Linked DNA regions of Homo sapiens: region 1 is linked to region 2. A link is an interaction called in ENCODE POLR2A ChIA-PET data of the cell type or tissue named here. Cell type or tissue: Panc1. All regions are shown on one strand.

What was found. ChIA-PET counts read pairs that join two places held together with the same protein. Peaks named below come from ENCODE experiments on the same cell type or tissue, not always from the same donor. Only the 100,000 strongest peaks of a DNase experiment are listed, where the experiment ranks them.
Region 1: POLR2A ChIA-PET joins it to region 2 with 10 read pairs; 2 of 35 experiments call an interaction of 5 or more read pairs at or near these places.

Annotation. Positions count from the first base shown.
Region 1 is chr4:123,643,777-123,646,276 of GRCh38, forward strand. No RefSeq gene overlaps it. Among named protein-coding and RNA genes, the nearest start is that of LINC01091, 5.0 kb to the right of the region's middle. In Panc1, no CTCF peak of the experiment used is centred here; no DNase peak of the experiment used is centred here; H3K27ac peaks cover 1,496 bases.
Region 2 is chr4:123,806,001-123,808,500 of GRCh38, forward strand. The region is part of intron 3 of LINC01091 (long intergenic non-protein coding RNA 1091); the gene reads left to right. Among named protein-coding and RNA genes, the nearest start is that of LINC01091, 160 kb to the left of the region's middle. In Panc1, no CTCF peak of the experiment used is centred here; no DNase peak of the experiment used is centred here; H3K27ac peaks cover 484 bases.

The DNA.
Region 1 (2,500 bases), 160 kb before region 2:
AAACACTAGAACTTACTATAATAACTTGGATCATGCACCATCCTAGGAACTAGGGTTATTTCCTTGAGACACTTGAGTGAATGGATCAGTTGCCAAGCAACTTGCATTCTTATGGGGCTAGGCTGGGGAACAAAAGGGCACCAGGTGGTAATACATAAAAGGAAAATGACAAAGACACATGGAAAAATAAAGCCTTCATCTGGGAATTGTAGTGTATGCCTGTTCAGAAATTTGGTATATGCTCTTCCTTATTCAATTCATTTCAACAGCTATCAATCTATGATAACATCTTTAATATCTGTGGCTATCCATCCATCACCCATCCATTCATTCACTCATCCATCCATCTGGACAGACTTATTTTGAGTTTAGAAATTACAAATAGTAAGCTAGAACTGTATGTCTCTTATATTAACTACTTTGCCAATAATTATTGTTCATTAATTTTTTACCGTTTCTCATAATTTCGTCTATTCCTCTTACAACTCTATGTCTTATATATATTTTTACTTTTAACCTTCTTCTGGTACATGCTTTCTTTTTCTCTCAGAAGTGATTATAGACAGTGAGGCCACTAGATGGGAGGGAGGAGGGCAAAGTTTAAAAAACTAACTGTTGGGTATTATGCTCACGATCAATTGTACCCTAAACCTCAGCATCATGCAGTATACCCACATAATGAATCTACACATGTGTGCCCTGAATCTAAAATAAAAGTTGAAATTATAAAAATAAAATAAAATCCTATATTCCATCTAAAAACAAAACAAAATGAAAAAGAAGTGATTTTATTGCTTCAGTGTTACTTGGTGCTTAGGCACTCAATCTAGGTGGGAACATAGATTCCTACAGAAGATTGTTGGGCCAGGCCTTATGCCCCCACTCTATATGAGACTTCATTCCTTGGCAGCCATATGCTGAAACCTAACATCCTTGAGTCCAAGTGGAAAACAGTGATGATAGTCTAACATGTCAGAAGTTTGGACACACAGTTGTACATGTAATCAGCTTTATATATTTTAAAACATAGGTCAGTTCTATTTGTTCAAATACACTATAAAAATAAACTTTTTCTCATATAGAAGCTAAAACTAAAGAAAACTATGAGTTCCTTGTTTTTGAGAGCTCTGCCAGCATCATGTCAGATTGTGTTAATGAGGATCTGTACTTTTTAATAGACTGCCCCTAGTACCATGTAACAATTGGAATCCAGTCATTCTCAAGAATTTCAGGAAAAAAAAGTACAATCCAGTTCAGAAACATGTCTCAAGGAACAAGAAACTATTATTTATTTAGTGCCTATTATATGCCTGACGTTGTGCTAGGCATTTCTTGATAGATTTTAAAACTTAATCTTCAAAAATCCTTGTATAGTGAGTATTATTACCCACATTAACAAATATGAAACTAAGCCTTGGAGAAATTAAATAACTTGCACAAAGTTACTCAGCTCCTAGAAGCCGTGCTTTTTGCCCTCAGTATATTTAATTCTACTAAGTTACACTATTGAGGGTCCTGCTGGTGATTGTAGAGACATTAGAGACAGTGTCTCACTCTGTCACGCAGGCTGGAGTGCAGTGGCACCATCATAGCTCACTGCAGCCTTGGACTTCCGGGCTTAAGCAATCCTCCTAAGTAGCTAGGACTGTCCTAGCTACACCTGGCTAATTAAAAAAAAATTTTTTTTTAGGGATAGGGTTTCACTATGTTGCTCATCCTACTCTCAAACTCCTGGCTCTCTCTCTCTCTCTCTCTCTCTCTCTCTCTCTCTCTTTCTTTCTCTCTCTCTCTCTCTCTCTCTCTCTATATATATATATATATATATAGCTTATCTGAAACATAGGAACTTGAACTTAGAACTTTCTGAGACATACTAATACTGATTTCTTTTGCATCATTTAAAAATTACTATCATTCCTCTTTGCAATATGTCTGATTTACTCAGGAGTGAGATACATTTATCAAGATATCCCTGAGCTAGAAATGGAAAAGTTGGGTGTCAGGCTGCCTTCGCAAAAGTGAATCCTTTTAGATGATAATTCTTATGCAGGTAACTAATTAAGGACATGTCTCTAGGAGAACCCAATGATTTCATGAGCGAAGCCAGGGAAAGAAAGAGAATAAGCCATGCAAAAGTGCTTTTTTTTTTTTTCTTGAGACAGGGTGTCGCTCTGTCACCAGGCTTATATAGATGTGTACATATATATGTATACACACACACATATATTTGGGCTTTTATATGTGTGTATATGTTTATAATATATAATATATATGTATGCCTAAATATTAGAAGCTTAAATCAGAAGCTGGCAATTTTCACTGGAAACAACGGAGGGTTCAGTCCAGGTATTCTGCCCCCCAAATGACTCTTTGCTCTCCTGGGAGGGGAAAAGGGAGTTGATACTGAGGGGGATGCTGAAAGGGCTTCATATGTGGGAAGCGATTGCCCTTGTCTCCCACTTCCTCTTAGGGCAGTGGTTTTCAAGGTGTGCCTATCTTA
Region 2 (2,500 bases):
CTCTTAATTTCATACAAAACTGCACTGTTTAATGTTTTCTATAAGAATGCTGACCTTTAATCTCCAGTGACTTGCCACTTTATCCTGTCTCTTTTATCTTTGACTTTTCTCCCAAATCTCTGAATAGTAATAAATTTCATTTTCATTGTGAGCTCATCATACTTTCCCACACATGTAATATCTACTTTTAGAATTACTCCTTTATAAACACACAACAACATAAAAACAGTATGCTAACTGGGCTTGCCCTAGGTTTGTATGAATTTCCCACATGCAGTGGAGTGAGAAAACAGACACAGAACCACAGAACTGTTTTCATCTGGGTGACTAGATAGCTTGGGCTAAGATCGTTGGTTAGAATTCCTACATAGATCTAAAATCCTAGAATTTTGCCATATTTGGTGAGAAAAGCAAGAGTGACACTGGTAGTAGGCAGTATTTCTTATGGGAAAGAAATACTGCAGATTTCTTTTGTAAAAAATATATAGGCAGATTTTTAAAATGACAGTTACAGTACAAATATAAAGACTGTAAATTTGGACTACTTTGTTTTATAACTAAATCAAGATAAAAATGAATCAAATTTAAATAAATAAAATTATTTAGAAATATATTGTTACTGTCCTCACTAAACATCAATATTTGGGTTCATTATTTATTATTGTAGAGCTAAGTTAAAAACTGCCTTAATTATCCTGAATCTTTTCTTAGGTCAAATTTTTCATGGCTTATGTTTCGCTCTTAGTTTGTAATGGAAGAACTTAAAGTTTCAGAATAACTTAATTTCTTTTCAAAGCTTTTCAATCCAGCTTTTGAATATTTGTGTTGTCTAACTTACTGCAGCCAGCACAGATGCTAAAAGTATGTGGTTCCATGCAGTAGCAAAAGCTCCTTCATACCTATTTACATTATTAGAGAGAAGACAATTTCCTTAAAGCAAATCCACAGATAGTTTTTGAGTTAATGTTATATGTGTTTGGTACTATGTCAGATGCTATAAGGTAAATGAAGATATGGAGATGTGACCGAGGAGTTAATCTAGTTAAAGAGACAAAATGTATCAAAATGCTCATGTTTTAAATAACAAAAGAAATATTTAAAAGTCAAATTAATTGTTCTACAGGTACAGTTAAAGAAGGCCCTTCAGACTCCAATGATTAAGGGAGGTTAGGTTTAGCTGAGTCTCAGGGGACAGATAGGATTTGAGTGGGTGAGAAGAGGGGTATTAGCATTCCAGACTGGTCATGGGGGGGCGGGCAAAGGGTGAGGGGCTGGGTAGGAAAAGTTGAATGTAGGAATTACAGAATCTATTCGGAAAACAATTAATAAATAAGCTTGGCAGAGATTTTATGAAGGAAAATAGATAAGATGATGCAATAATGGAGGTTTTGCTCAGATTAGAGGGTTGAGGCAAAGACTATTGGGTTTCAGACTAGGCAGTTTTGGCTTCAGTATGTGCGCCCGGTTTTTTCAAATTGTGTCCCATGGAACATCAATTTTGAAAGGTATGAAGACATGTACTATGAGGGAGCCAAAAAACAGTTCTAGAGGCAATCATTTAACATTGAGTTAAATAAAGTCACGTTTATTTTCTTTAGGAATTATTAGTCTTTAAATAGCAACATGTTTTGTAAATTTCCAAGAAGGTGAGGGGTATAGTATACAGAGTTTTCTAAACTTATGGAAATGAAGAAGAAGGCTCATAGAATAAATATATTGAATTGATGTGATTTGGTGAATGATTAAGCATATGAAGTAAGAAAGAGTATAAAGAAAGATAAAAGATGTTGCAGTTGAGAGATTATTGAAAAATCATGTTTTAATCGTTGCTATCATTTGTTAAACTGCTATTACATACCAGATACTGCAGATGAGGGACTGGGACTCAGAAGTTTAAGTAATTTGTCTAGGTCATATAGATAATGTGGGCTTGTCACAATAGTGCAATCACAGAATAGTGAAATGATTGATGGAGAGGCACCAAAGACATAAGTGAAAGGATGTGAAGTTTCTTTAATCACAAAGGATGTGGAAGCGTATGGTACCAATTACACAAAGTAGGAGGCAGTGTAGCTGACTCCCAGATGGAGGTACAGGTGCACTCAATGCATGCTACACAGTGTGATGATTCTGATTCTGCCAGATGAGCTCTTTTTTTTTTTTTTTTAATCTGTGTGACCATCTGCAAGTCACTGGTACAAAATAACCTCAGCATATTTTTGAGTGCTTGTTGTGGGACTGGGTGAATCAAAGGTCAGTTTCCTAGGAATGGTACCTCTTACAAGGCTCAGGCCTATCTGAGGTTCATTCTTATAGTAACTGTTAGATGCTGGATTTAAATCAAGGTCTATTTTGTTTCAAAGCCTACGTCTGTCCTGTATACTTGACTGCTGATTTTGTGGTATCAATTTAAGAATGGTAGAGCCATGGGAGTACCATCACCTGTGATATTCCCTCTTCAGGTCTACTGAAGAGTTTGATTTCCTTTGTTCCATAGTGA